2 separate regions of the Homo sapiens genome follow, and region 1 is linked to region 2. Evidence: chromatin contacts called from ENCODE Hi-C or POLR2A ChIA-PET data. All regions are on one chromosome and are shown on one strand. The core of a region is the stretch at or near the end of the contact, and the rest is flanking DNA. Distances in the headings are between cores, read along the strand shown.

What was found. A loop is a pair of places that touch in the nucleus more often than their neighbours do. ChIA-PET counts read pairs that join two places held with the same protein, here RNA polymerase II (POLR2A).
Region 1: a map of endothelial cell of hepatic sinusoid shows a loop between it and region 2 (6-fold over the local background). The contact joins two enhancer-like sites. A Hi-C loop is called at or near these places in 1 of 168 maps with a recorded cell type or tissue (endothelial cell of hepatic sinusoid). POLR2A ChIA-PET finds 5 or more read pairs at or near these places in 1 of 52 experiments (OCI-LY7).

What each region holds. Positions count from the first base shown.
Region 1 is chr1:185,877,333-185,883,206 of GRCh38, forward strand. All of the region lies in intron 4 of HMCN1 (hemicentin 1), which reads left to right. Among named protein-coding and RNA genes, the nearest start is that of HMCN1, 150 kb to the left of the region's middle. Within about 2 kb of position 3,764, at least 2 of the 41 ENCODE cell types and tissues checked have a DNase peak (open chromatin) inside an H3K27ac peak, as active enhancers do.
Region 2 is chr1:185,799,908-185,805,700 of GRCh38, forward strand. All of the region lies in intron 1 of HMCN1 (hemicentin 1), which reads left to right. Among named protein-coding and RNA genes, the nearest start is that of HMCN1, 68 kb to the left of the region's middle. Within about 2 kb of position 4,449, at least 2 of the 41 ENCODE cell types and tissues checked have a DNase peak (open chromatin) inside an H3K27ac peak, as active enhancers do.

The DNA.
Region 1 (5,874 bases), core at 2,514-5,013, 77 kb after region 2:
TTTTTTTTTTTTTTTTTTTACCAGTACCATGCTCGCCTTGTTGTATAATTTGAAGTCAGGTAATGTGATGCCTCTAGTTTTGTTCTTTTTGTTTAGGATTACTTTGGCTATAGGGCTCTTTTTTGGTTCAATATTAATTTCAGGATTTTTTTTCTAATTCTGTGAAAAACAACATTGGTAGTTAGATAGAAATTACATTGAATCTGCATATTGCTCTGGGCATTATGGGCATTTTAACAATATTGATTCTTCTAATCCACGAGCACAGGATGATTTTTGATTTGTTTATGTCATCTATAATTTCTTTCATCAGTGTTTGGTAATTCTTCTTGTAGAAATATTTCACCTCCTTGGTTAAATATATTCTTAGGTATTTTACTCTTTTTGTATGGCTATTTTTTTCCTTTTTTTTGACTTTTATTTTAGGTTCAGAGGTACATGTGCAGGTTTGTATAAGCAAATTTGTGTCACAGGGTTTTGGTATACAGATTATTTTGTCACCTAGGTACTAAACATAGTATCTGATAGTTTTTTTTCCTAATCCTCTCCCTGCTCACTCCCTCCTCCCTCAAGTAGGCCCTAGTGTCTGTTGTTCCTCTCTTTGTCCCCATTGGTTCTCATTATTTAGCTCCCACTTATAAGTCAGAACATTCAGTATTTGTTTTTCTGTTGAATGGCTGTTGTAAATGAGATTGCATTCTTCATTTGGTTCTCAGCTTTAATGTTATTGATGAATAGAAATGCTACTGATTTTTGTACATTGATTTCATATTCTGAAATCTTGAAACTTCACTGAAGTTGCTTATCAAGTCTAGGAGTCTTTAGAGTTTTCTAGGTATAAGATTATGTGATCAGCAAACAGACGTAATTTCACTTCTTTTCTAATTTGGATGCTTTTCATTTTTTAATCTTCACTGATTGCTCTGGCTAGGACTTTCAGTACTATGTTGAATAGGAGTGGTGAGTGGGCATCCTTATCTTGTTCCAGTTCTTAGTGCGAATGCTTTCAACTTTCCCCCATTCAGTATGATGTTACCTGTGGATCTGTTGCATATGGCTTTTGTTATTTTGAGGTATGTTCCTTTGATGCCTAGTTTGTTGAGGGCTTTTACCATGAAGGGATTTAGGGTTTTGTCAAATGCTTTTTCTGCATCTGTGAGATGATCACATGGTTTTTGTTTTTAATTCTGTTTGTTTATGTATTTAGTGATTTGTGGATGTTGAACCACCCTTGCATCCCTGGAATAAGACCCACCTGATTGTGATGTATTATCTTTTTGGTGTGCTGGTAGATTTGATTTGCTAATATTTTGTAGAGGATTTTGGGGTCTATATTCAACACCATTATCGACTTCATTTTTACAGTACTTCTCTCTATCTAATATTATATTACATATCCTTTGTCTTTGCCTAAAACAGTGTTTGACATTTGGCATGTACTCAGTTAATAGTTATTAACTGAATGTTTTGAATGAATGGATCTTACTGCTTTCCTTTTTACTCTGTGCGGATGATGTCCAAGTCTTCAGCCCTGACTGCTTCTTCAGCCATCATCCTATGTTCAGACTGTCCTTTGGTCATCTTGATCTGACTGTTCTCCCAACACCTGTAAGATAGAAGCTCCTCATTGGACATGTTCTTCTTTAATACTCCTCTTTGCTCTTGATATTAGCACACTTCTTGCAGTTATCCAGGCTCAAGTGGCCTGAGTCATCCTCTCTTTGTTTGCTGTCCACATTTAGTTAGTTGGTAAAATGCTTTCCATTCTATTTTCATAATTGCCTTCCCAGTCAACCAATCCCTTCCTTGCCTAGTATCTTGCTTAGTCTCTGACCATATGGCCTTTTGTTTTGCTTGAGACAGGGTCTTACTCTGTTGCACAGGCTAGAGTGCAGTGTTGTGATCACTGCTCACTGCAGCCTCGACCTTCCAGGCCCAAGCAATTCTCCCACCTCAGCCTCCTGAGTAGTTAGGATTACAGGTGTGCACCACCATGCCCAGCTAATTTTTGATTTTTTTTGTAGAGAGGGGGTCTTTCTATGTTGCCCAGGCTGGTTTCAAACTCTTGGGTTCAAGCAATCCTTCCACCTTGGCCTCCCATATTGTTGGGATTAGAGGTGTGAATCACCTTGCCTGACTCATGTGATCTTTTGACTGTCTCTTTACCATTATCTTATTTATTTATATTTTTACTATTAAGTCACTCATTCACTCATTTATTTATTTATTCATTCCATAACATTGTTGAGGCCTACTTACTATGTGTTAGACTTTAAGGATTCAATATTGAGCAAAAGTAGATTAGGGCAGGTTCTTATGGAGCAAAAGTGTTTTAGAGGAGCATCTGAGTAAAGAGGCTGGAGGATTTGCAGATTGTTGTGAGAAAGTAAGACGTCTGGAGCAAACCCAGTTGATGGCAAGTTCATTGGTTGGCCTTGGGAATGTGTGGGCGAAATGGAGCAGTGAGGAGGGTTACAAGAGTTGAGGAGGTCATTGAGAGGTCAGCGAGTTGGATAGGCCATCTATCTGAATGTGGAATTCACACTGTAGTGACAGTAAGACTTGCTATGGAGAGAAAGTGAGCCAGGTAACAAAATCTTCAATAAATGAGGAAATAGTGGTGAGGCAGCAATAAAGAGAGATGGTACAAGTCTCAAAGGAGCAGAGCTGTATCCATTGTGAAGCAGGCAGGAGTGGGGAATGAAAAGGCTGCCCTGGGTTCAATCTCTAAGATATATGGGGTGCAGGATAATGAATAACTTTCATCAAATAGAGTTGTTGGAGATGAGACTAGCCTAGATGAGGGATATATTTTCCTTGGGGTTAGGAAGTATCTTGAGTTTCCAGTAAAGATTTGGCATAAGGAGTCCAACATTGGAATGGACATTTTGGAAGTCACGGTGAAGACTTTGGTCTAGAAGAATCCATAAAAGCTCAGATTGATGGAAAAAAAGCATAGAACATAAAGCAAAAGTACAAAAAGGAGATTGATAATTGCAGGTAATTCCATACTAGGGGATGGCCAAATTTAATGTAGATGTGAATCATGGTAGGTCCAGTTATAATGTCTTTTATTTGTCTGTTTGTTTTAACTTTCACTGATATATCATGCTTTTTCCTCTGATACTTTGAATGGGCTCTTCCTTAATCCTGGAAAACTTTCCAGCCTCTGTTGCAATAGCCAACCACCAACTAAATTTGAGAAAGTTGCCTGACCTTTGTCCTTCTCTCTTCATATCATCATGTTGTATAATAATAACAATGCATTTGCTGTTCCAGGCTGTAAACTCCACAAGAGAAAGACCTGCTTCTGTCTTTAATTTTTAATATTTCTGCTGCCTACCAGAGTGCCAGGCATATAGTAGATTTCTAGATACATAATATTTGTTGAATGAATGTTTGAAGGAATGAAATAGGGGAATGAAGTTGGGATTTGGACCAGAAGAGTCTGGAGTAAAATCTCAGCTCTACTGCTATGTGTTAGTTATAATAACCCCCATGTAAATGGAAGAAGAAAGGAGTTGTCTTTCTGATAGCTTTATCATGTGCAGGGTGGCCTTGTGTCCAAATATAATGACATCCACCCCTCGAGGGAGGGAGCGCGCAGGTGAGCATGTGCAGGAGCCAGAGCGAGTGCTTTTGGGCACCAGCAGGAGCAAAATCTTTGCGGCAGCATCCAGCCAGTGGTGTCTGCGACTCCCAAAGTCCCAGAAGGCATGTTACACTGCTCTTTTAGCTCTGCTGTTGACAGATGGCTTGAATGTTAACAGCTCAGTGGGCCCTATGCCATTTTGCATGAGGTGGCTGCCTCTCTGCCAGTGAGGGCAAAGGACCAGTGTGACAGCCTTTCATATTTGCACTCATGGCTCCAGAGCTCTTGTTTGGCATCCAGGAAAAATGAAGTTGCATGAACGAAATGAAGGATGGTAAATGTGGGGGATTTTATTGCTGGTGAAAGTAGCTCTCAATGGGAAGGGGAGCAGAAAAGGGGATGGAGTAGGAAGGCAATCTTCCCCTGAAGTCCAGCCATCTCTGGTCAAATTCTTCTCCAAAGTTACACTGTCAAGCTGTCCCTCTAAAGTCAAGCTGCTGCTCTCTGACGTCCAGGCATAGTCCCCAGTATCCAGCTTCTTCTTCTCTCTGCCAGCTGAGTCTGGGGTCTTTATAGGCACAGGACGGGGTAGGGTGGAGCCATGGGTGGTTTAGGAAAGGACAACATTCCAGTGGGAAAACAGGGATATAAGTTCTCACTTTGGGCTGTGGTTTCAGGCTTTTTGGCTTGGGATTTTTGCTGGGGACCTACCCTTTTCTGCCTAGAATTTCTCTGCCTCCTGCCCCTATCACAGTGTCCATCATTTTTATTAGAAATGTAGAACAAGACATAATGCTGAACATATGAATTTAGACAAAGTCTGTTATGAATTCAGTCTGCAATATTAAACAGAATAAAGTTCATTTTCAGGTGAAGCTTCAAAAGTAAGCTCAGTAGAAATAGCCAGTTTTTATAAAATAAAAACTCATTTGTACTCACATCCAAACTTGTTCTGAATATTTTTGCAGCTTCAAAAGTATTTTGAGAAGTCTCTTAGTGTTTTCTCTTTTTGGATTTTCCCTGTACTTCCTCTTTTAGATGGGGCCTGGAAAGTTGAAGTTCTGAATTTCATAAGATATTTTTTTCTTTTAGAAATGTCTACCCTAAACAGATGTAAAAAGGACTAACATCCAAATGGAAAACTATTCATTTCCTATTTGAAGATCTATCAGAGTTAATGACTTTTTTTGAGAAAATTACATTTATTTTTGTTTTAGGAGATTAGTATATAAGAGTTATTTTAAAGGTCACATAAACTTATGGGGCTAGCTGCATTGACCATAGTAGACTTTACAGATACTCATTGATTTATATGCAGTTATGGAATGAAGCAATGCTAATGAAACTCTCATGGAGCATTCACAGCTTATTGTTGCCTTCCTGATAGAATATTGAGGAAATTAATGTGTTGTCAAAGAAATGAATGTTTTTTTTTTTTTCAGTTTTAATGTTATTCTTTGATTTTGCAGCTAAGTGGTTTTAAACAGAGCTCTACAGAGTTTGTTTAGGGTAGATCTTGGAACAGTTTGGCTTTTACCTGTTTTACATTTCTTTTCTGTGTACCATTTGATTTGACAAAAGTATCCTGTTTTTTTAAAAAAGTTTGAAAAACATTGATATGGGTAGTTGCCACAAAAAAATGAAATTGTTTGGAATTCATTTATGTAAAGCTGTAAGCCTGGAAGTCACCATTTTCCCACTTCAGAAATTATAATATAAAGAATGATAAAAATAATACTTAGCTTTTATGATGGAAATAGCAAGTGAAGTATATTTTATGAATTTTTTTCATCTGATGCCATCACCTTGGGCTTTCAACCATGAGAAATAATTATTTATAATGTATTCAACTCTTCAAAGATTATAAGAAGACAATTTTTGCTCATATTTGACAAAAATCAAGGCCTAAAAATGTATACTTTATTTATAGCTGGTGAGGGAGAGCATTTACAAAGATGGCAAAAGGTAGAGTCCTCCATCATAGCTGACTCTTGAATTCTTGTGCCTACGTGAATCTATCTTTTCTTTCATCATACTGTCTTATTTCTCTGATCTCTATTATAGTGCCAGATTGTGAGCTCCTAAGGGCAGGGAGGACAAGGGTTTTGCTTTAAATGCTTGTAGTAATTTACCCTAAAGTAACGTTCAATTACTATGCTTTTGAATAATGAAAAGAATGAGTGAGTGAATACAATATATACATATATATGTGTTTGTGTGTCTTTCACTTCATTATGAACACAAAGAAAGCATGCTTATGACATTTATCTTTGTATTCTTGT
Region 2 (5,793 bases), core at 3,199-5,698:
CCACTGAGGTGGGTATCAGGAGCAAAACTGGATAGGGTTGGGTTGGGCACGCCCATATGTAGATACCCCAGTGATGGGTACAAGTACCAGCCCTGATGGGGTCAGAAGGCAGTTCTCAGGCTACTGGGGCAATGTTCTAGTGTGCAGCAGAGGTGCCTCTACCATGCCAAAGAGCCCACATGGAGAAAGAGGGGCGGCCCAGGCTCCACAGCCTACAAGGTGATAGTGGGACCCACTTAGCTCACATGCACTTGATCGTGGTGTCTCTCCCCTACCCTTTGCTGGTGTCCAGAAGCTTGCCCTAGCTCCCAGTAATCTCAGCCAAGCAGGCTGCATTGCTTCCCTCTTTGCTTTCAGTGCTTCCCTTCACTTCTCTGTTGGATTCCAGTGTTCTCCCTTAGACGATCTAGTTGAAGTGTGAATATCTACTTACATTTTGGTTCCTCTCTGTGGAAAAGGTGAGTGCTAGCCACACCTAGTCAGTCATCTCAAACCCCTTCATCATGATCACCTTATTTTAACTATATGTTGGAAATCATCCAGTCATCTGTTTAGTCTTTAGCATTTCCAAGCTATAATTTCCCCCTCTGTAAATATGACTAATTATATTTTATATAATATTTTATTTTACAGGTTGTTTTGAAGATTAGTGATAAGCACCTAATACATAGGAAACACTTATTAAATGGTAGGAAATATTATAAATAATTATAAATGGAACAACTTCAATTTCATGTTTAACTTCGTTTGCAAGTGAATTAGATCTTTCACTAAAAATGTGTCTAAAGTATTTGAATTAACCATACCCAATTTATGAATTGTCTTAGTATTTATGAACTGTTATGCTAAAGAGAAAATAAGTGTACTTACTATAGAAAAAAATATTTGGCCATCTATGAAACATGAATGTCTGATAGCATTTCTTCTGTCTTATATTTGTGGAAAATAAAAGTATTTAAAAATATATTTATGTGTCAGCTAAGAAAGTAAACCACTGTTTTTAATAATTTTATTAAAGAAGTGTTTGTACTCTTCTTGGGTCACTACTCTACTCTGATCTTTGCAGCTTTTAAAAACCTGTACAAAGCAAAAGATGAGATGTTTTGGATACATCTAAAAACAAAACAAAACTTTGACAATGAACAAGCACAGTGCCACAACACCTGATATAACGACTGTACACAAGAGGTGCTTCATTTGTTTTCAGTTAAATTGAGTAGAAAAACAAATTACTTCCTGAAAGAAAAAAAGTATATAATGCTACTATGAAAGACTTGCATAGTTAGGGTTTGGTCAATAATTCAGATTTATTCATGTTAGTGATGAGTGCCAAAACAGAAAGAAGTCGGTGGGCTAAGATATTGTCACTTGTGTGCTAAGAAAAATAAGTGCTCTGGAAAAAAATCGCAGCTCAAATGATTAGATCCATCCTTCTTCCACTTATTTCATGAGATATCCAACAACTGCAGGTTGTTCTAACGGTTCAGTACTCTAGGTTTGTAGTTTGGTCATTTGCTCCTTTATTCAACAAACACTGAGCTTCTGCAACATGCTAGATACTCACTTGGCCCTGAGATGGTGGAAAAGCAAAACCAGATGAAGTCCCTTCTCACTTTGGCTAACAGTCTTGTGGAGAGACAAAAATTGATTAAATAGTCACATTAAACAGTTGAAAATGTAAATGCGACTTAGAGAGTATGAACTAGTTCAATGATTCAGGCAAGAATTTCCTAAGGGGAGTGAAGACTGAACTAAATGGCAAGGAGGAATAACAGTTCATAAGAGGAAAGGTAGAGGGAAGAACAATCTAGGGAACGGACAGAGAGGAAAGGTCCTATGGAATAAAAGTGTGCAAGGCAAGTAAGAGAAACTAAAAGGTGTGGAGGGAGTTAAGGATGGCTGGAGGCGTAGGTAGAAACTAGACCATGCAAGGCATTGTTGTCCATGCTTAGGAGTTTCAGTTGCATCCTATGAGCGATAGAAAGTCATTGGAAGGATTTAATTGGTAGATTATATAATCATGTTTATGTCCCAGAAAACATACTTCAGTTCCCTGTAGGGAATGGATTAGAGAGGAATTCATAGTGAATGATGGAAGAAATGTTAGGGCTCTTTACATACCCTAGGTTCTCTGAGAGATAAAAAGGACTAAGGTTGTGGTTGAGGAGATGAGAAAAAGTAGAGAAGTTCAAGAGCTATTTAATGGATAAAATGGATAAGATTTAGTGATGGCTTGGGTAGGGGAGGAGTGAGGCTAGGCATGGGGTGAATCATGTCAACACCTAAGTTTTTGGATTGTGCAATTGGATGAACATAGGTACTTTTCATAGACATGGGAACCAGTAGAAAATAATCAGATTGAAGGGTAGAGGTGAAATGATAAATTTTTGTTTTGACACATCAAACTACAGATGATTTAGGGACATTTCGGTACAAATGTAGACTAGACATCTTGATATAAGAGATTCTGCGAAAGTTGCCTTAGACTAGAATCACCATGCGTAGTTTTTAACTGAGGCCCATTGGCATGGATGAAATCACCTAGGTAAAGTGTAGTACAATGGCCTAAGAATAGGCCTTTAGGAGCTGTAGAATCCTTATTTGCCAGGTAAGGAAGAAAGAGCACGCAACTGAAAGACCCAGAATCAAGGATGAAAGAGGAAAGAGAAAACCAGGACAATGTTATATCAAGGCCACCAAGGAAAGGGTGTGTTTTAAGAATGAGAGTGGTACCAAATGCTGTTGAGAGACCATGTGAGATGGAGACTGAAAAGTGCTTATTTGACTTAGTGTCATAAAGGTAATTGACTTGACTCAGGATTGTTTTGGTGATGTGTCGGGAGAGAAGCCAGACTTAACTAAAATTGAAGCTTTGGTGGAGATGAAGAAATAGTGATCACAGATAAATATTTCGGCAAGTTGTCTGTAAGTGGGGGGAGAAAGATGGAATGATAGTGAAAGAGAATAAGGGGAACAGGGAGGTGTTTTGTTGTTTTGTTTTTGTGTTTTATAAATTGTAGAAACTTGAAAGCTTTAAAAGCTATGGAAAAGAGGGAGTATTTGGATATATGCAGTAGAGAGATAGAACTTTCCAGAAAAATAAAGCTCCTACTGCATATTTTTTCTCTTTGGCTCCTAGAATCCGAATGCTTATTTGCACAAATCTATGCATAGAGGATTGTCAGAATTCTCTGTGAATTTCTTGAGTCTCCCTCAAAATAACCTTCACAGAAGAAAAAGTATCTTTTTTAGTAAATGCCTCTACTAAAATTAGCAGAACCAAAAAAAAAAAAAAAGCAAAAAAAAAAAAAAAAAACAAAACAAGGAGGAAATTGACTTTGGGGAGTAAATATAGTAAGATAAAAAAGGGAAAGATAAGGTCCTGTAAACTTACTTTAACCTTAATAAACACCTTAAATATATAGCTTTGACATCTTTATGACTACAGTTTCATTACAAACTTTCATCATAGTAACTTAAGTCTATAGAAGCAAAGATGAATATTTATCTGTGGAATTCAAGCAACATCTGGTCATTTGAGCAGAAAGATCCATTATTTTTTCTTCAATAGCATTTTTTCTCCCAGTCAGTTTTACTTTCCAAAACGATTTGTGGTGAGGGAAAAAAGGGAGTTGAAAAGTAAGTCTCTAACAAAAGATATTCTTTCAACATTTAAAAAATGGACAGAAAAGGATGAGGCAGAAAGGGCACTTTTGAATAGTTAGTACCTGTTTAGGAATAGGGAAGTGAGATTAGGTAGAATTCTACTTGTTCTCAAATTTCCTTATACTTCAGATACTACTTTTCATGCTAAAAATTTCTTTTTGATTTCTGTTAAAACCTTCTTATCCTCTCCTAACAACTTGTGTAAATTTAGGTAAGCCAACCCTTCAGTTTTGTCATCTATAAAACAAAGGCATTGGAAGAGATTATATCCAAGTTGCCTTCCTGATCCAATATTCCAGGATTCAGCAAACTTTAGTCATTGCTTTTTGGCTATCATTCAATTGCTGTCTTCAGAATACATCTTCTTGGATCCTCTAGTTATCTGTCAACAAAAATAAATTATTTGTCTTTATTTTTGAAATATTCCTCTTAGAGCCCCAGATGTGTGAATTGGTACAGAAAAGAGACATTTTTTTAAATTCATCTCTTTTCATACCTTCTAAATCAACCATTACAAAGAGTTTACTAGTCAGATTTTTTTAAAATTTTCATTTAAAAATTGAAATGGCTAAAGAGGGCATTTTATATGCTCTATGTTTTCAAAGTATAATTTTAGTTTTCCTAGTAACACTAACAAATTGCAAAGTTAATAACACTAACAATTACCCATAGAGTATTACAAAAATGGTATTAACAAATCCTTAATTTGTATGTCTGCTTACTGAAACATTGACTGCTTTGCACATTATAACTGCAGTCATCATGATTCTAGTGTTTGTTGAGTTGTGGTCTGTTTGACAGTCATCTGGAATGTTTATTACCTAAACTCAAATAACTAGATCTTTTTCTTCTAAATACCTTGAGAGTGCTTCACTGACTAAAGGAAAAGGAAGCCTGATTTACTTTAATACTACAGCTTCATTTCCTGCAAGATCTCAGGATTGATCATGGAATCCCACAACTCAAAGTCTTTATGAATTTTTTTAGTAGTGTGGATTTTTAAAAACAGGTTTAGGACTTTCAACTCAAAGCTTTTAGGTTTCTTTTTAAAACGAGTTCTTTTAGCACTAACTAGACCTTCTACCTCTCCTTCCAACCATTACTTCATTTTGTGTCTGTTTTTCACACCTTTAGGACATTTCTTAAATGTGTCCTTACTTTGACCTGATTCCGCAGAAATTCTTATTTATGTCTTAATTGTTTCCTGTCATGGCTGTAGTAGTTCCTTCTTTATAGTCTTCCTAAATCCCTGCTCTTTAAACTTCAGAGGGGGCTTAGAATGTTATGACGAGACTACAGATTCCTGCTGTTAGAAAGTAATGTGCTTTGTATTGAGGTAATGTTTATTGACCTAGTTTTAAAAAAAACTATACTATTTCTCTATTGACTTGTTGTAATAGTTTGGTTAGAAAAATGGATGAGATTAGCATTTGGAAGGAATTGTACACCTGACAGATTCTAGTGGAAAATGTATCTTGAACCATTTTAATTAAGTTTTTAGTGGGGAAAAATTATTCTGATGGCATATTTTCCTTACATTGATGGCAGTCTTTTATTTAAATTTCACTTGCCTAACCTTACACTGGGAGCATGAGAAAAGCTTGTGAGATACAATAGCATTTTTAAAAAATTCTAAAGACATTAAAATACTTTTCACAGTTATAAGTACAGTAGAATTTGCAACATTTTAAATTTTATTTCCCAAAATATTTTTTATTGGTACTCCAACCCCCAGATATGCTTATGAAATGGACAAGTGACAGTTTTGTACCCCCATCCTCTAATTATCAAGTGCAGAGGCCAAAAAGTTCAAATATCTTCCCTCTGAAAATAGTAAAAATTTTGTCATTACATAATAACATTTAGGTAGAGATGACAATTTGGTGTGTGTGTGAAATGAAAGTGACTGACTATTTCATTGGTACTTCTGAGCTTTATGGGAATTATAGTTGAGTTTTTGTCATATCTCATTATTGATAAAGGACAAAAAAGGAATACATGTATTCTATATCCCTCAAAAATATTTAGGCAAAGTTACTTTAGAGAAACATTTTAACCATGTGATCTTTTTGCAAATTTATTCTGGAAAGCAGGATTTTGCTGTAGTGTATGTGCTATTTCTCTCCT